Linked DNA regions of Mus musculus: all the other regions are linked to region 4. Evidence: chromatin loops called from intact Hi-C (ENCODE). Cell type or tissue: left cerebral cortex. All regions are shown on one strand.

Region 1 (5,000 bases), 690 kb after region 4:
TCTTCTGGTGTGTCTGAAGATAGCTACAGTGTACTTACATATAATAATAAATCTTTAAATAAATCTTTAAATAAATAAATAAAACTCTTAACAACATAGGCAGAGAAGGCTCTTAACTCCATATAGACTGTGTGGAATAACACAGAGATAACATTATAGTCAACACAAAACCCCTCAGAATACACACATTCCCATTCTAACCATTTTTCTTCCACATAATACCAGAAGGCCTGGCAAGAACAACTAAACAAGAAAAATAAATAAACAAATAAATTTAAAACACCCAATTCAGAGAAAAAGGTACAACTGTTTCTGATGACAGAATCATGCACATAGAAAATTCTAGAGATTCAGCCAAGAAACTTAGAACTACTACATTTAGTAAGTTATAGTAAAAAAAATATATATATATCATGCAAAATAGTTTCATCTCTCCACATAAATAATAAAATACTGAAAGGGAACATTTTAAAATGCAATTCCAGTATCAACAAAGACTAGGAAAAACTTAACCAGAAAGGTAGAAGACTCATAGACTTGAATATTGTAAAATGTTGATAAAGGAAATCACAGAAGACAGATATATCATGCCATTAAAGATTAGAATAATTAATATTGTTTAGATGTCCGTGCTATCCTCAAAGTCCTACAAATTTAATACAATTTCTAACAAAATTACCAATTATATGTTTACAGACAAAAAGAGATTGACTCTAAAATTCTAAAATATGGACCTACAGAAGACCCCAAATAGACAAAGAAGTCTTGCTCAAGAAGAACTAACTAGGGGCTGTGAATGTAGGTCATTTGTTACTGTTTGCCTAGCATGCTCAAAGCCCAGTACCTCATAAAGCAGGTATGTGGCTAGTGGCACCAGTCTGTCATCCCCAGCACCCTGGAGGAAGAGCCACGGGAAGTTCAAGCTCAACTGTCACTGCAAAGCTACCTTCAGGGTAGCTTGAGATACACGAGACCAAGAAGCGCCACACTTCCTAATTTTAACGTACATTACAAAAACATTACAAAGCTACATTGTCAACAACAGTATGTCACCGGCATAAAAATGGGCACATACAACAGTGGAAGAGCATAAAAAGCACAGAAATAAATTCCTATGGCTCTCGTCAGCTGATCTTCAACAAAGATGCCATACGGTGAAGGAAGCAGTCTGTCACCTGGAGGTTTATCAGTTGGCGTTCTTGAGGCAAACTCTCCCTGGTCAGAGTAAGAGGAGAAAAGCAGACTCCTTGTGATGTACACTAACATACACATGAACGCAGGAGCCCCTCTTCATACTACACATGAACACAGGAACCCCACAAGACACAAAACTCGAAGAAGGGCCAGATGACTGTGACAGATCTCCCACTTCATGGGGCAAGGGAAGCAATTTTAGGAGAGTAAATGATTTCTGGTGAAAATGAATAAAAAAAGAACAAAACAAAACAAAAATTAGAAAACAGAACATAGCCTGGGACCAAGCTCTTCAGAGGTGCAAACCGCGCTGGGGGCACAATGGAGCAACACTCAAGAAGCACTCCAGTGACAGCCTTTCAGGAGACCAATGGTGCATCTCTCCAGGAGGATGTGCCAACCACCCACCCATCCCCGATCTCTTTTGTACTGATTTATCTTCCCTGATAACGCAGTTTCGAGGAGAGAATTGACCATTCTCCACATCTCTTGGGATATCTCCATTTAGAAAATAAGGGGACATGGAAGTCAGAGCCGGAGATAAATGATCTCGCACGTGTTAACTTGGGTGAGTCTTGCAAAGATTCTGGGGTACAGACAAACATACAATTCCAATTCAGCTGAGGTTAAGCGGCATAGCCAAGGTTACCCCATGAACATCAGCTTGAGCCTGGTTGATTCCAAAATCACTTGATTTCCCATTCTAAAGTATCAAATAGCGTGTTTTCGAGTTGTGTGATTTGTGGGGCTCTGCGTTCATGTATCTTGATTTCTGTCCTCTCCCCATGGCTTCATAAACGTGTATATTGAGTTTTCTCACCATTGATATAATAAGAGTAAATGGCTTCATAATGAGAGTGTTAAACTATTATTGTGTTTTTGCGCTTTGCCTTAAGGCTATGTGCGGATGGCCCTAGTAACACAAGGCAGGAATCTTGAATTAATTTCTGCTGCCCTCTTGTGTCAGAGACTAGCAACGACGCCCTAGGAGGAAACGGGTACCTTGGCTTCGGTCTAATTTCTTTCCTTTTATTCATGGAGGGATCATGCCACTCTGAGAGAAGAAGTCTGAATTCTAAAATTTGATCTGTTCCAGAGAATCTTGGCTCACACGAAACACTCAGTAAAAGAGAAAAGAATGTGACTGTTTCCTTAAAACCAACCATTTCAGTATGTAATGGAATAAAATTAAATCAATACAACGCAATGCAATAAGCCTTCTTTGTCTCCTGCCTTCCATACAAACTGCCTCAAATCGGTTTCCAGTCCTAAGTAATGGCTTTTATTGAGTTACTGACAACTCCCTAAGGAAACCTGAGGAAATACTGGGCTCTGATAGGCTCTTATAGGGAATACTGGGCACTGATAGAGCTGATAGAGAATAGTGAGCTCTGATAGGGAGCACTGGGCTCTGATGGAGAGCACTGGGCTCTGATAGGGAGCACTGGGCTCTGATGGGAAGCACTGGGCTCTGATGGGGAGCACTGGGCTCTGATGGGGAGCACTGGGCTCTGATAGGGAGCACTGGGCTCTGATGGGGAGCACTGGGCTCTGATGGGGAGCACTGGGCTCTGATGGGAGCACTGGGCTCTGATGGGGAGCACTGGGCTCTGATGGGGAGCACCGGGCTCTGATGGGGAGCACCGGGCTCTGATGGGGAGAACTGGGCTCTGATGGGGAGAACTGGGCTCTGATGGGGAGCACTGGGCTCTGATGGGGAGAACTGGGCTCTGATGGGGAGAACTGGGCTCTGATGGGGAGCACTGGGCTCTGATGGGGAGCACTGGGCTCTGATGGGGAGCACTGGACTCTGATGGGGAGAACTTGGCTCTGAAAGGGAGAACTGGGTTCTGATGGGCTCTTATTTTTATCAGAGTGACAGTCTCTGTATCAGAAATGCAGGTGGATCTACCAATTTCTCCTTGGTCTGTCTCTGATAGGCCTTCACATTAGTTATATTGCTTTTTATTTATAATATTATTTATGGTGTTTATCATTCAGCACTTCAAAAGTACCTTCATCTTGAAGAGAAACTTGGATGAGTGACTTTTCTTTAAAACATTAAAGTCACCAATTTTAGGTGAGGGAGAGGTGTCTCAGTGACTAGGGTATATATGGCTCTTACACCGGACCCAAGTTTGATTTCCAGTACTCACGTGGTTCACAGCCACCTGTAACTTCGGCTTTGGTCAGCTCTGCAGACGCCTGCACTCACGTGCACACAGCTGCACACGTACAAATTTAAAAATAATTAATCCTTTAAAACTTCCCACTTTTAGCCTCCTGAGAAACAGGTGTTACATACACATCATATTTACTTTAAAAATTAATTTTTTTATATTTAAAAAGGATGCATTGATACATTAGATTATTGGGGGCTTCTTTGTTGTTATTGTTACTGTTGCTGCTGTTGAATGGTGGTTTTCTTTTGAGAAAAATCACACACACACACACACACACACACACACACACACACACACGCACGCACGCGCGGCTGTCCCAAATCAAATGCCAAATTACTTTTGTTTTTCCATTTCCCTTACTGTCTCTAAATGCCTCACCCAATTACTGCTAACACAGCTCTGCAGGTTGCTCCACCTGAAAAGCTTAGATCCAGCTCTATTACTTAAAGTGTGCACAGCAGAAGAATACCATGAAACAGAAAATGTCTATAAGCTGCGTGTGTCACCAAGGTGTCATTGTCTCTCTAAAGAAAAGAGTGCTTCCAGCAGGGAGATGAACGGACATATTCACCCTAGCCTGGTTCAACTGTTCTTTCTCCCTCTTGGTCGGAAAGATTGGTAACTTTCTTCAAATGGCAGGACTTTCAAAGAATGCAATCAATTTTGGAGTTAAGTCCTTGGTTAAACTGTATCATCTAATATGGTAGCCCTTCACCACATACAGTTGCCTAATTTTAAACTGATCAAAATTAAACTAAACTCTGGAGTCGGTCATGCCTATAACCCTAGCACTCAGGAATCTGGAGCTACTTGTTTTGGGCCCAACCTGAGCAACATAGTGAGTTCCAGGCTAGCCTGAACTACAAAGTGAGGTCTTATCACAACAAACAAACAAACTTCAGCTTCGCAGTGGCTTACAGCATATTTCAAGTGCTCAATAGCCACCTGTGGCATTGGGCTATAATCTTGGCTAACACAGCTATGGAACGCTGATGATGCAGCTCAGCCTAAAATGCACGAGGCCCTCAACTAGGTAAATCCTTAGGAGCATATAAGCTGGGCACAGTGGTTCCACCTGCAGTCTGCAGTTAGGAGGCAGAAGCACCTGCAGTCTGCAGTTAGGAGGCAGAAGCACCTGCAGTCTGCAGTTAGGAGGCAGAAGCACCTGCAGTCTGCAGTTAGGAGGCAGAAGCACCTGCAGTCTGCAGTTAGGAGGCGGAAGCACCTGCAGTCTGCAGTTAGGAGGCGGAAGCACCTGCAGTGTGCAGTTAGGAGGCGGAAGCACCTGCAGTCTGCAGTTAGGAGGCAGAAGCACCTGCAGTGTGCAGTTAGGAGGCGGAAGCACGTGCAGTCTGCAGTTAGGAGGAGGAAGCACCTGCAGTCTGCAGTTAGGAGGCAGAAGCACCTGCAGTCTGCAGTTAGGAGGCAGAAGCACCTGCAGTCTGCAGTTAGGAGGCAGAAGCACCTGCAGTCTGCAGTTAGGAGGCAGAAGCAGAAGTTCAAGTGCGTCCTCAACTGTATACCAACTTTGAGACTACATGAGACTCTACTTAAAATTTTTAAATTAAAAATAATAATTACACAGAGAGACAGACAGACACAGAGAAAGACAGAGAGCCTTTC
Region 2 (5,000 bases), 930 kb after region 4:
CATAGCACAGATGGGAAAATAAAAGCTACAGGCTTGCTTCAGTCATTGCACTCAACGCCAATGAGAAAAATGCAAAGTGAGACTCTGAAGTGTTTACTTACAGGCAGAAACTTGGTCATGGCGGAGCCATTTCGAACCGGCGCTTGCCAGAAGATAGCGTCCTCAGTCGAGCCTGTAGATCACGACAGCCAGTCATTTATTTACCTTCAGCCTTGGAAGCGTGATCAGTCGTCAGGCGTACGTACTGATGATGCTCTGTGTTATCAGTCGTCAGATGTACGTACGTACTGATGATGCTCTGCTTTCGTCAGACGTACGTACTAATGATGCTCTCTCTGCCTTCGCCGTGCAGATCTTGCTGGGTCAGAAGTACAACCATTCCGTCGACTGGTGGTCCTTCGGGGTGCTCGTTTATGAGATGCTGATTGGCCAGTCCCCCTTCCACGGGCAGGACGAGGAGGAGCTGTTCCACTCCATCCGCATGGACAACCCCTTCTACCCGAGGTGGCTCGAAAGGGAGGCCAAGGACCTTCTAGTGAAGGTAAGACCTGAAGCCAAAGCCTGGGGCGCGCGTGGCTCACGGGGCGAGCGCCGCCCTGAAGTGTCCCCCAGCATTAGGAAGACAAGGCTGCAGAGATGGCTCAGTGTTTAAGAGCAATGACAGCTCTTCTAGAGGTCGTGAGTTCAATTCCCACCAACCACATGGCGGCTCACAACCATCTGCAATGAGATCCGATGCCTCTACTGTTACGTTTGAAGACAGCTACAGTGTACTCATGTAAATAAAATATATAAGTAATTTTTTTAAGTGACGGCAAGAGGAAGGAAGTAAAGCAAATCCTCTTTCCATCACTTTTAAGAGAAATGTCAAGGCAGGCTTGGTGACTCTGGCTCTTTAAGCAATCCCAGTACATGGCTTACTGCATCCTTTGTTTCCTATATGCAATACCTCTTTGGCCAGTGCGTCCTCCATCCCTGTTTGAACCTTCAGCAGGATGCAGACATCTCTGTTCTCTCCAGTGAAAGACAACCCTCTTAGGTCACAAACATCTTCTCATCGAGAAGCTGAAAGCATGGAGCCCGAGGCCCCAGTCAGCCTGTCAGACTCCTTGTGCATGCAAGCCTGCCACCCACCTCTGTCAGAGTTCTGGCCTGTGGAGGAGGGTTTACAGTCACACTGAGGTCATCTGCGACCTAGTTCTCTACCCTTTCAACTCTTGGGTCTCTGCTCAGGCCCGTAGTGATATAGTATTATAATACATGTAATAACAAGCACACGTGTTAGTATACATATATATCATATACACACATACACATATACATATATACTTATAGACAGCCTGAGTTCATTATGCATTATTAACCAATGAGACATCTCTCCAGCCCCTATTAATGAATTTTAAATCAAAATTTTGAAAGCATTTCAATGGATGGGATACAGTTCAGTGACAGGGTTCTTGTTTTTTTGTTTTGTTTTAAGCATACAAAGGTTCTAGTTTTCCCTCTCAGTACCAAAGCAAGGAGAGAGAGAAGGAAAGAAGGAAAGAAAGGGAAAGAAAAGAAGGAAAAAAGCAAGAGATTCCAAGACTCATCTTTCTCACTACTTGGCTTTTTTCCCCCTTGTGAAGAACTATTTAGGATTAAATCGAAAAGACTTTGTACTTCCATGTCTCTAAGGCAAGTGACAACTTGTCTGAGGTATTAGACATTTGGAAGCGACTCCAGAGCTCTCCCTGAGAATCAGGACCTCGAATCAGAGAGGCAGTGACAAAGCCTCATAGGAAACTCGGCCCGAGGTTAATAGAAGTAGGTATTTAGAATCCAGCTTGCACCTTCTGACTATGAGCCAAGCAAGCACCGAGCCCAGAAAACTCCCTGAATGGCCAATTAGATTCACTTTTAATGAGCAAACAAAACACACATAGAATAAAAGCTAATTTAAAAACTAGTTGTTGTTGTTTTTTTTTTTTTTTAAAGATGACAGAGGCAAAAAGAAGCTAGTGGGGTTTAAATGCACACAGTCTCACTTTACGTAAAGGCAAGTTCAAATTTCATGACAGTCAGAACGTTTTTCTTCACACTTGGCTCTGTGAAGAGCTCAAAGTGAATTGAACATGTCAGCTACAGATGCCATAACAAAACATACCCAGACTAATCAGACAATTTCTTTCTCACCATTTCTTAACTGCTTGGCACGCTGTCAGATGGCAAAGTGCACACAGATCAGATCCCCCTGCCTCCAGCAAGCTGGACTTATTGCACACTGGAATACACAGATGCATCTTACACAGCAGACAATTATTTCTTACCATTCTGGAGGTTACACATCCAAGATTAAGGTCCATCAGGGTCAGTTCTTGGTCCTGGCTCTCTTCGTAGAGAGATCTTGCTCTATCTGGAGGAGTGAGCTGAGAAAAGACTCTAGGGTCTCTCTCTTTCCTTCCTTCCTTCCTTCCTTCCTTCCTTCCTTCCTTTCTTTTTTTCTTTCTTTCTTTCTTTCTTCCTCTCTCTCTCTCTCTCTCTCTCTCTCTCTCTCTCTCTCTCTCTTTCTTATTTGGGTTTTTTAAAACAAGTTTTCTCTGTGTAGCCCTGGCTGTTCCTGGAACTTGCTCTGTAAACCAGGCTGGCCTTGAACTCAGACCCCCATGCCTCTGATCCGAGAGTACTGGGATTAAAGGCCTTGAGTGGCCACGACCAACTCATTCTTTTTTTCTTGTTTGTTTTTGTTTTTTGTTTGTTTGTTTGTTTCGAGACAAAGTTTCTCTGTGTAGCCCTGGCTGTCCTAGAACTCACTCTGTAGACCAGGCTGCCCTTGAACTCAGAGATCTGCCTGCCTCTGCCTCCCGAGTGCTGGAATTAAAGGCGTGCGCCACCACTGCCCAGCTTATTTTTAAGGACACTAATCTAAGGAGGTTAGAGCTCCAGCCCCGTGGCCTCATCTAACCTTCACCAGTTCCACAAAGTCCCTCTCCGCAGTCACACTAGAGTCAGGACTTCAATATATGACTTTTGAGGGGTTTATCACTCAGTCTCTAGCATGACAGCTATCTTGAGGTACCAAGACCAACAGAACTTTCTGGAAAAAGAGAAATGAAGACCCTTGTTCTTCCGGCCATCAGGAGCCTGTCAGTCAGAGAAGTCATCAGACGGGGCCCGAAGTTATTTGCAATGCCCCAACACTGTGGATGTTCCATAGCCAGCCTTCCCACTGTGCCTTCCAAATTCGCGGTCCCCCTCAGGGTCTGGGACGTTGCCAGGAATAGGTAAAGTAGAGACAGGCAGGCAGGCAGAACCAGGAGTAACTTATGGAGGAAAGCTGGGGGAGGGGACGGGCTAGTTGCCAAGCTAAGGATTGAGAAAGAGGAAAGGGTCACTTCTAAAAAACGGAAATGGAGAATGTGTAACAGACACCCACGCCACAATGAAAGGGCAAGAGAATTGATACCTCACGACCGCTGCTGCGTGAATTATAGATCCCAAAGGCAAAAAGTTTCATCCCGAGGGTGGGCGCTCTCAGGAACCAATCATGGTGGCCGGTGTGGAGGAATGGGAGGAGCGGGTATGCAGGCGCCGAGCAAGGGACCAATCAAGCTGGCTGGTCCAGAGGTGTGAATAGCAGGAAGGAAGGAAGGAACCTTTCTTCATTCCAAACAACTAAAAACTTAAAAAAATAGCCAGGTGAGGGCTGGAGAGATGGCTCAGCGGTTAAGAGCACCGACTGCTCTTCCGAAGGTCCTGAGTTCAATCCCTCTTCTGGAGTGTCTGAAGACAGCTACGGTGTACTTACATATAATAAATAAATAAATCTTAAAAAATAAAAAATAGCCAGGTGAGGTGCTACACACTTCAAATCCTAAAGCTGGGGAACGTGGAAACAGGGGCTTGCTGGCCAGAGGGCCTAGCAGGGACTGATAAGCACTAGGCCTAGTGCCGCAAAAAAAAAAAAAAAAAAAAAAAAAAAAAAAAAGGCATTGGAGAGATGCTCTCGGGGGTTAAGGGCACCCTCTTGCAGAGGACCTGAGATTCAGTTCCCAGCACCATAATGGTGACTCACAACTGTCTAGCTCCAGTTCCAGGGATCTGCCACCTTCTTCTGACCTTCACAGGCACCAGGCACACATGTGGTAAACAGACATACATGCAAATCAAACACTCAAACACATAAAATAAAACTTAGTGATAAAAGGGTTTGTTTTTTTTAAGTAAATAAAACCAGGATGGAGACACCTGAAAAAGAACACGGAAGGTTAACCTCTGGTGTGCACATATTATGCACACACCACATGTATGCACAAACCACATATATACACACATACTTGTACACTCATAAAAGGAAAACTTAAAAGCAGAAGGGTTTTATGTAGGGTTGGCATGGCTCAGCAGGTAGAGGCAGTCTCCCCAGAGCCTAGTGACTTGAGATTAATAACCAGGGATCAAATGGTGGATGGAGAGAATTGAGTCACGTGCAACAAATAAGTAAATAAATGAATAAATGTAAAAACAAAACTAAATATAAGATTAAATGCCACGCAAATACAAAAACAAAAATAAACATTTATGCATAGTATCAGTAGCAGGAGAAAGGCATCCCATAAGGATAAGTGATGAACTAGTGGGATAGATCAGAGATGAAGGCACTAAAGGCTAAAAGTGGAGAAGGACTCCAGGCAAAATGGTCTGAAAGTCACTTGGAAGCTTTTGTGATTTCTGACATTGGTTAAAAAGAAAACTTGTGCCTCTTGGGCACACATAGTCCGCTGAACAACCACATGTCAGGAGAGGCTGTGCTCTGTCAGGAGTTACAGCTGGGTTGCAGCTGTCCAGTTGCCTGGTGTCAAAGTGAAAAGCAAGCTCCCTTTCTCCCCCATTTATTTATCCAGGACATCCGGTCCTTGTGTTTGAAAAGGATGGGAAAGTGCTGCTCTTAAACAGAAATTCATCTCCCTTTTCACAAGACCATGTGTTCTGAGGAGGGAGTCGGGAGGGAGGATAGGATCCAG
Region 3 (5,000 bases), 950 kb after region 4:
GAGTTGCAGGTGGTTTTGAGCCACTTGGTGTGGATGCTGGGAACTGAACTCAAGTTCTGTTGCAACAGCTGCAAGTGTTCCTAACCACTGACTTTGCTCTCCAGGCCACAGTTGGGGGTTCAAATGCAGCTTTTCAGCCTACACTGGGGTTACTAAAACATATTGCTAACCTGAGTCAAGAAACCTCTGTGGATGAAAGAAGACAGCTAGATGGATAGGTGATAGATAGATAGATAGATAGATAGATAGATAGATAGATAGATAGATAGATAAGATGATAGACAGGCAGATAGATAGATAGATAATAGGCAGATGATGGATAAATAGATGGATAGATGGATAGATAGATAGATAGATAGATAGATAGATAGATAGATAGATAGATAGGCAGGCAGGCAGGCAGGCAGGCAGGCAGGCAGGCAGGCAGGCAGGCAGGCAGGCAGACAGACAGACAGACAGACAGACAGACAGACAGACAGATAGATGGATAGATAGATAAATAGACAGGCAGATAGATAGATAGGCAGATAGATAGATAGGCAGATAGATAGATAGATAGATAGATAGATAGATAGATAGATAGATAGATAGATAGATGATAGACAGATACATGCATTGTATACATACATACATACATACATACATACATACATACATACATACATACATACATACGTGATAGGTAGGTAATAGATAACTTAAATCCGTGGGAGGCTAAAAGTTCCTTGGATCTAAATCAACACTAAACCATAACTCCTTTATCAGAGGCATTTAAAGGTTTTCACATGAAGAATTAACTCATTTATCTTCAATCTTCCCGCTAACCTCTGTGATTCTGTAAGTAGCCGTGAGAGTTCAGATGGAAAGTCCTGGGTCCTCCTGACCTCCATTCCAGGGATTGGATGAGGGCAGAGAGGGTTGTGTTAATAGTGGCAGGAAGTGGGAGTTGCTGGCAAGAAAGGAAGATTAAAAAAAAAAAAAAAGAACAGAAACAAAGAAGGCATCATCTTTGCTCTGCTCCTGCCTTGTCTGAGGGGAACGGGGTGACCTGTGGCTCAGAGGAGAACACAGGTCCTCACAGTGTCTAAATGTCCTGATTAGCTTGAACTGTCAATGACAAACAGCCTAGGGTCATCTGAGAAGGGAGTCTCAACTGAAGGCTTGCCCAGATTAGACCAGCCTGTGACCCTGACTTGGTGGGGGAAGGGGGGAGGCAGGGGTGTCTTGATTGTTAGTTGAAACATAGTTTTTCTGGTAGTGTCTTAAATGTAAACAATGCATAATCGACGTAAAAAGCAAGGACCTTGTTCTTTGAGAAATGGCTCTGGCTGCCTGATATGCTTTCAGAACAGACAAATTTGGAAGAAACATAGGGGCCTCATACCACATGAAAACAGCTGTCTGGGAGCCAGTGAAGGTCCTGAAAAAGAGGTCAGGGACAAGAAGTCAGGCACTTAAGTGATAGTACAAAGGACCCTCAAATTCCCTGACACTAGACAGGCAAGGAGTGTGGGGTGAGAACAGGAAGAACTCCAAGTACCAGAAATGGTCACTTCCTCCTCGACCAAGAGTCCTAGTTGCTCACCTGGCCATTCATCTGGCCACTTCATGTCCAGCTGAGGTGTCAGAGGAAGTTCAAGGACTTAACCAAGCACCAGGGAAGAGGTCAGAACAAGCATGAATGGATCAAGAGACTGACAATGCACTGAGAAACTAGAATTGTGTTGTGCAGGGGGTGAGGGTGGGGATGGGGGTGGGAAAGTGGATGGAGTGCACATGTGTGTGCTTATGTGGACATCAGAGAACAACCTTAGGTGATATTTCTCGGGCATTTGGTACTTTTTGTTTGACACGAGGTCTCTTCTCTCATTTGGCCTGGAACTTCACCAAGCAGACTAGGCTAGCTGGGTGTAATGGTTACTCCTGGTTGTCAACTAGAGTATATCTGGAATGAGCTACAATCCAGAATTGGAAGGCTGAGAGATACAAGTTTCTGACCTGGATCTTAGCATGGAGATCTTGAGGCATAGTGGCTATGAATCCCAGGAGACTAAGGCAAGGAGATCTCTGAGTTCAAGGTCATCCTGAAACAAAAGAAGTCCCAGATCCAGGTCTGGTGACACTCACCTTTAATCTGGGCCACACCTTCTGCTGGAGACCTACATAAGGACACTGAAAGAGGGAAGATTCACTCTTCTTCGCCTACTTGCATTGACTTGCCAACACATCTGTTGGATCTGCTAGCTTTGTGGGACTGAGCAACTACTAGATCCTTGGACTCCCCATTCACAGCTGACCATTGTTGGGGAGTTGGACTACAGACTCTAAGTCATCATAACAAATCCCCTTAATATATAGACACTATCCATAAGTTCTGTGACTCTAGAGAACCCTGACTAAGACACTGGACCAGGAGTTCCAGGGTCTAATGTGCCTGCCTCCTGCCTTGACACCACTGCGATTACAAACACATGTCGCCATGTCTGGCTTTTTACACAGGCACTGGAGACCGCACTCAGGTTCCAATGCTTTCTCAGTGAAGTCGCCTTCTCAGTCCCAGAGTAACCTTAAATTGCATATATTCCAACTGAGAACAATCACTCAGTTACCGCAAGTCTAATTCTGAACTACCAAAATGAAATCCAGAGGGAAGATAATTTCTCTGCAGGATGTGTAGCCACCGCCACATAGTCTATCTTTGCTGAATTTTGTTTTGTTGTGTTTCCACTGCTTCGGGCTGTGAGAAGCTTAGGATGTTCTACCAAAGATAAAAATCTGAAAACCAAGTGGAAACTCTCAAGTCCCTGGGTGTTTGTTCAGATTTCAGGTTGATATTTCGAAACACCCGCAGGTGACAGCCACCCTCAGAAAGTAGAAACTGCTCAAGTTTCTTCTAAAACTGTAGTTTTTCTCCACAGCTCACTCCCTTCCCACCCCTCCGAATATAAGGCCATCATTCTTGTCATGGGCGATGCCTTTGCATAAGGGTTCCACTGACGGGCCTTGTGCTTTGTGGTTCAGTAGCGACCTCTAGTGTCTGCCAGGAAGGAACTGAATGCTCTTCAGCTTTCTGGAAATGCGTTTCCTACAGAAAAACAAAAAAGACTTGAGCACAGATTACTTAGTTTAGAGGTCAAGAAAGTAACAAGCGACTACAGAGATAGTGCTGTTGATACGCTGCTTTCCCCGAGAGCACAAAAACCTATGTTTGACCCCAGGCCCCACCTTAAAGAAAATGGGGTTGTGTGGAGAAACATGGTGTGACTGGAATCCCTGGCTCTTCTTCCAAATGACCCAGGTTTGGTTCCTAGCAGCCACATGGCAGCCAACAACTGTCTAGAATCCGCTTCAGGTCATGGTCCCTCTTCTGTCCTCTAAGAGCACACAACACCCAGGGGTGCACGGACACGTGCCGATAAGACATCCACACACATAACAAATAATTTCCAGCTGGGTGTGGTGGGGTGCACACGTAATCCCAGCAGAGAGAGATGAATCCCTGAGACTCACTGGCCAATCAGCCTAGACTGTCTGGAGAGTTGAAGCTAGTGGGAGACCCTGCCTCAAAGAATTAAAGATAGACAGAACCTATGGAACAATACCAGATGTCCCCACATGCACATGTGTGTGTGTACACAGAAGGAAGGAAGGAAGGAAGGAAGGAAGGAAGGAAGGAAGGAAGGAAGGAAGGAAGGAAGGAAACAACCAAAGAGGATTATTCAAGGAAAGCCAGAAGCACATGGTGTCAGCAGAGTGAAAAACAGAATTCTTCACTGTTTAGAGTTATTGGGCTAAACATTGAAAGGCGGCAACTGTCTGAGATTATTGGTGAGTGAGCACAGACATTTTTCTGAGTGACGGAGATAGAAGCCAACCTGGACTTTGTCAAAAAGTGAACAGTGACATGGGAGAATAAAGTTTGAATGGACTGAAGCTGTGAGATGCTTGAAGTATCAGGCCAGCAGGCCAGCCAACATACAGGCCAAATATTCCATGGATGTGGAGGTTGCTCAGGTGGTAAAGTCTAATCTTACCGCACAGGTATAAGGACCTCAAGTCAATCACCAGGATCCACATTTTTAAAAAGCCCATGCAGGGAGGTACACATCTGTAGTCCCAGAACTGAAGTGAAGGCCCAATGATCGCTGGGGCTCACTGGGTAGACAGTCTTGCTGACTTAGTGAGCCCCAGGTTCATTGAGATGCTCTGCCCCAAAATGAAAGGCATAGAGAAGTTGAGGACAACACTCAACACTGATTCCTGGTTCGTGCATGTGTGCCATACATACATACATACATACATACATACATACATACTGTACTGGCTGGTTCTATGTGTCAACTTGACACAACCTGGAATTATCACAGAGAAAGGAGCTTCAGTTGAGGAAATGCCTCCATGAGATCCAACTGTAAGGCATTTTCTCAATTAGTGATCAAGGGAGAAAGGCCCCTTGTGGGTGGGACCATCTCTGGGCTGGTAATCTTAGTTCTATAAGAGAGCAGGCTGAGCAAGCCAGGGGAAGCAAGCCAGTAAAGAACATCCCTCTATGGCCTCTGCATCAGCTCCTGCTTCCTGACCTGCTTGAGTTCCAGTCCTGACTTCCTTGGTGATGAACAGCAGTATGGAAGTGTAAGCCGAATAAACCCTTTCCGCCCCAAGTGCTTCTTGGTCATGATGTTTGTGCAGGAATAGAAACCCTGACTAAGACACATACATACATACATACATACATACATACATACATACATACATACGCACATACATGCATACAATGCTTGGAGCCCTCTTTGTTTGACGGTCATGAAATTGCTCTGCTCATACGCACATTTTTCAGCTCCTCATGGAAATCTCTCCAAGTCATCTGGTAAATTTCTAATTTGTTTATTTTTATGCCTGGCTAGCCTACAGTAAATAATTATAGTTTTGCAGTCATTCCTTTGCTAATGGGCATTCAGGGTTTTTTTCCCATTCCTGCCTGCTGCTAACAATGTAGTAAT
Region 4 (5,000 bases):
TGCTCTCATTTATAGAACTGAATATTAAATTTTAATTTGGGAATTTAATGAAACTCTTCCACTTGTAGATTCCATAACAACGTTTTTCTATGATTTTATTTGGTTCTGGATAATTTAGTTAATTATACAGCTAAAAAGGAAGAGCATTTCAGTTGCTTGCCTACCGTGCAGGAAACTTTAGGTTCAAGCCCCAACAAAACAGATGTGCTGATCCACATCTGTAAGCCTAGCATTTGTAAAGTTCTGGAGGCGGGGGATAGTGTTGACTATATAATATAATAAGCGCGCATCTTGGGTTGTGTAAGACCCGGGCTCAAAAAACAAATACAACAACAACAAAACAAACAAGCAAGCAAGCAAACAAATAAAAACAAGAAGGAAGGAAGGGACAAAGGGAAGGGAAGAACACAGGAGTGATATGTGGTTTCTCATGTGTCTTCTGAACAAAGTGCTTTGTAGTATAGCCGGTTTAAGCTTATCTCCGAGTAGCGTACAAATAAGTGAGATTCAGAATATGGTTACTTTATTTGGCTTTGACAATTACCAGGGTGGAATCACCTCTAATTACTCTTTTAATTACTGGCCTGGCTACCTCCCAAGGGCTGTATCCCAGATACTTGCTGTTTCTCCTGGCCATGTGCTCATGGTTCCTCTCCCCTAATGGCGGCTTCCTCCTCCTCTCTTCCATGTTCTTCCTCCTTCTTTCCCGGTCTCTCCTCCTCCAATCAGGTCACTCCAAACCCACCTACCTCTAATCCCTCTGATGATTGGCTATAGCCAATTTTGTTTAACCAATAGTTTTAAACCAATGAGAACAAGGTTTGCACAACGGAATGTTACAACCGTAAGAAGCCATTTGTAGCGCTAGATCTTCCCGTATTAAAATTTTAGCATCAGAATACCTAGCAATAGAGTAAACCTCAACATTGCTTAATCCAGCTGGTAAAATTAACACTTTATGCTCATATGTTTGAACAAATACCATCCAACTTTTATATAATTCTTCTTTTCAAAAAAACCAGCCAAGATAGCCCCAGGTCATCTGTGGCCACGGCTCCTACCACACTTTGTCCCAGGTTTCAATTCCGGAGCCTTCTCCCATATAAAATGCCTTGTTACTTTCTCTGCTTTCTCTTTTCCATTTTGTGAGCTCCACGTGGCACCTTGTGGGATTGCTTACAGTTGATTTCCCCTTAATGGAATTTAAGTAGACACAGGACAATGTCTAGGACATTGGGAGTCTTCAGTAAGTGTTCGTGACTGAGTAGGTGTGAGTGTGTGCTGTTGCTGGCTGTTTGAGGTACTGGGACCTGAGCCCTGGGCCTGGTGCATGCTAAGTGACTATTGCAGGGTCACAACTGGAGCCTTGTCTTTAGTTTTCAGGTCTTCGAGAGTTTTCAGATCTAACTATAAATACTGACCTCCTCAATAAACTGGCTTAGGAAACTTTGGAAGAGTTCTTTCAAGACATGAACACAAGGTTGGCACCTCCAAGAACTTAACATGATAATCACAAATATTAAAAAAAACAAAACAAAACAAAAAAAACAAAACCCTCTTAAATGGCTGATAAAATAGTACTCCCTCAAAGAACTAGTTTAAATGATTCATTTTGAAAATTGGAAACAATTTTACTTTTCAAAGAACATCTGAGTACTTTATACACCTAACACTTAAAAGGATGCATGATTTGATAGGATTATTTCAGCTCTGTATGCACAGAGTTGTTGGCTCACTATCTTACATTAAACCCAGTCAGACCCACGTCTTCCCTTACTACTGATGCCTGTATTTGCCAATGTTCTTTCTATTACAAACAAACAAACAAACAAACAATAACAAAAAGACTAATTTTAAATTTTTCTAAGGCAAGTCAGTATTTGCTTCCAGTAGATGGCACTGCAGAGCAAGCCTTTATAGATGTAGTAATTTGTCCCTTTGATCATGAAAATCATTATTTATTCTGTTATGAGGTCATATAAAGAGCTTACACGGTGACACCAAACACATAAGGGACTTTGTACTGTGTTCTGTCACTGACATCTCATCTGTACACCTTAGCTGGGCACTTGCCAATATAGTGGACTCCCTGTTGCTGAAGTGACCCACCATGTATGAAACCACTTTTTGATATTGGATTTTACCTGCTTGTTTTAATTTGGTTGGCTTATTTTATATGTTCAGTGGGACTGCATACATTTTCACGGTGTCAAATTTGACCTCATTCAGGTTTGTTAACACACACAGGGGAAGGATAGTTCTAGAACCAGAAACAATATCCCTGACCTGTATGTGCACACACACACACACACACACACACACACACACACACACACACAGTGTTTCAGGTACAGGGACTTAGTTGGATCTCAGATTGTGTATCAAATGTCAACAATGTTTCTTAAAACCATTTAAAAGGAATGTCATACATGATATTGGCTGGTAGTTATTAAATGCTATCATATATAAAAACATACCTAGAAGAGTGTCTGGGGTAAATTAGGTATAAAATATCCACCTTGGAGCTGGGGATATGGCTTAGTTGGTAGTGTGCTTGCCTAAGATGCAAAAGACCCTGGGTTTGATCACAAGGACCTCATTAAAATCAGATGTGGTGCTGTTTGCCAGCACTGATCATCCTTTGGTATATAAGTGAGCTTAAGGTTAGCCCAGGCTATAAGAAATCCTATCTCAAAGTAAAAGCCCCTCTTTTTTTCTCCTCAGAGAGTAGAGGAATACAAAGGGCCAGAAGCAGAAAGCGAGCATCTATATCTTTCCACTTAATAGTACTTACCAAATAATCTTAGTAATCTTTCTGGATTCCAGCTCTCAAAATGGCTGGACCTGAGCCTTCAGGACAGGGAACAAGTTTTCCAAGAGAAAACATTGTGAAGTATGATGTATGCGTCACTGTCATCCTCCGGTGTTCAAGCCAATAGCTGTGAAAATCCTAAGTGATCTTTGTCCGAAGGATTTTCAGACTGACACTCTATAAGCAAGCTCTTAGCTTTTTCAGCAAGTTGTCCCATGACTTTCTAGGAACCATGTACTTTTAAAACATTTCGTTTATGCTTGCCCCTTCTTTCTTTCTTTCTTTCTTTCTTTCTTTCTTTCTTTCTTTCTTTCTTTCTCTCTCTCTCTCTCTCTCTCTCTCTCTCTCTCTCTCTCTCTCTCTCCCTCCCTCCCTCCCTCCCTCCCTCCCTTCCTTCCCCCTTTTTCTTTTTTTAAAAACTCTTGTCAAAGGAAACAGAAATGTCTCCCCCCCCCCCCCCCCAAGACAGGGTTTCTCTGTATAGCCCTGGCTGTCCTAGAACTCACTCTGTTAACCAGGCTGGCCTCAAACTCAGAAATCCGCCTGTCTCTGCCTCCGGAGTGCTGGGATTAAAGGTGTGCGCCACCATACCCGGTTCAGAAATGTCTTGAAATCACACAAGTAGCCATAGCAGTAAGGAATCTCTAAAATTTCTACAAATATATGAGATTATATGCAAATATATGAGGTGGTTATATTTTGTGGACATCACTATAATGAATGCATTAATAATTCTTTATCTATGTGAGGATGCTCTCTGTCTCCAGGTATTTTTCAAAAATCACCTTCATGACTGGTACTCTCACCTCACCCCTGGACATGCTAGAGGCAAGGTAAAACTTACACAGTCATGGTAACAATAGGAGGGAAGTCCAGAAAGAAAGACATATGATCCAAAGAATAACTTCCCAGGATAGTCAGGTGAAGAAGAGCCTATAGATCTGTTCACTTGATTTTTCTTTTCTCTCTTTCTGTGGCCCCGGAGTTTATGCTTTGCCCAACTGTGTGGAACTGGTAGTGATAGTGTCAGAATATTACAGAAAGCAATTTGTGGCTATGGGGTAAAGCAGACCACTAGATAATCTTTGGAGTCATAAAAGACTTTTAGGAACATCCAACCCTAACCCGGTGTGTTTATTTTAACTACAGGGGGAAACGCAGTTAGAGAGAGAAGCCGCTGGACTCCCAGAGGTAACACAGATAAGTAATGATAAAGCAGGGACCAAGGTCTCTTGATTCCTAGTACTTTGGCCAAGAACTGTAATGTTGACAAAGGACTGAAAAAGGAGAGAGAGAGAGAGAGAGAGAAAGAGAGAGAGAGAGAGAGAGAGAGAGAGAGAGAGAGAGAGAGAGAGAGAGAGAGAGAGAGAGAAGAGGAGAGAATGTAGACTTGGTGAGTTAGAAGGCTAATAGAGTGTTCTCTTATGTGGTCTAAGAGGAAACAAGTTTTGGGGTAAAGGTCCTTGGAAAGAGAAGATTGCACACATTTGTCAAATATTGGTTTTGGCTGTTAGCTCTCCTGCTTGTATGTAAGCTTCCATGACCTGCATCTTTAAGAAATATTTAGATACAAAGAGTCTGTGGAAAGTGGATTCTTCCTTGCTTTTGAAGGAAATGAGCATGTAAAAAAAAATGACTACATGCGGCTCAACAAATACACAACACTTATTTATTACTTATAACGCAACAAGATTTAAACCACTACATGCCTCTAATATAAATATAAACACACAGTTTTTTTTTTTAACCTTGTAAGTTCTCATGACATGATTCTTAGGAATTTACAGAATATAAAGGAGAAACTTTTCCTCTGTGAACTTTTCTAATTTTTTTCTGTGACATTAGAGAAATGGAAGAGCATATACATATCTTACAGTTAACAAAACTAATTTAATTACTTTTTAACACAGTGGTGAAATGAATGGCTTAGCCAGAATTTAGGAATGCAAGAGCATATATAGTCAGTGCTATCAGAGACTTATTTGAAGGGAGATTTTTCAGAAAGTGTTAATTATTTTTTAGTGAATCACTTAGTACTATTAATCGTGAGACTGAACATGACTTCTCCTGAGTTGGAGTGCATTTTGTCTTTGGAAAGGCAGTCTCTGCTTTCTCTACTTCTTTATTTCTTGGCAGTGGTTACTGTTTTATTGATTTGGAGTGGGTCCCGCATTTGGAGTCACACATC

What was found. A loop is a pair of places that touch in the nucleus more often than their neighbours do. Peaks named below come from ENCODE experiments on the same cell type or tissue, not always from the same donor. Only the 100,000 strongest peaks of a DNase experiment are listed, where the experiment ranks them.
Region 1: a loop joins it to region 4, with 7 times the contacts of the local background. A loop is called at or near these places in 13 of 42 quality-filtered maps.
Region 2: it touches region 4 in a loop (5-fold over the local background); 2 of 42 quality-filtered maps call a loop at or near these places.
Region 3: it touches region 4 in a loop (3-fold over the local background); 2 of 42 quality-filtered maps call a loop at or near these places.

Annotation. Positions count from the first base shown.
Region 1 is chr2:11,057,726-11,062,725 of GRCm38, forward strand. Gm13264 (a long non-coding RNA gene) reads left to right here. Exons shown (of 4, transcript XR_374005.3): 4 at 697-2,404. Among named protein-coding and RNA genes, the nearest start is that of Gm13264, 23 kb to the left of the region's middle. In left cerebral cortex, CTCF peaks have their summits at 2,158 (motif pointing left) and 2,363; a DNase peak (open chromatin) is centred at 2,155.
Region 2 is chr2:11,290,037-11,295,036 of GRCm38, forward strand. It overlaps Prkcq (protein kinase C, theta), which reads left to right. Exons shown (of 18, transcript NM_008859.2): 16 at 353-541. Among named protein-coding and RNA genes, the nearest start is that of Gm13293, 47 kb to the right of the region's middle. In left cerebral cortex, no CTCF peak of the experiment used is centred here; no DNase peak of the experiment used is centred here.
Region 3 is chr2:11,317,442-11,322,441 of GRCm38, forward strand. No RefSeq gene overlaps it. Among named protein-coding and RNA genes, the nearest start is that of Gm13293, 20 kb to the right of the region's middle. In left cerebral cortex, a CTCF peak has its summit at 3,037 (motif pointing left); a DNase peak (open chromatin) is centred at 3,018.
Region 4 is chr2:10,364,537-10,369,536 of GRCm38, forward strand. Gm13261 (a long non-coding RNA gene) reads right to left here and starts at 587. Exons shown (of 4, transcript XR_001783229.2): 1 at 559-587. RefSeq lists a cis regulatory region at 570-841. In left cerebral cortex, a CTCF peak has its summit at 1,900 (motif pointing right); a DNase peak (open chromatin) is centred at 1,983.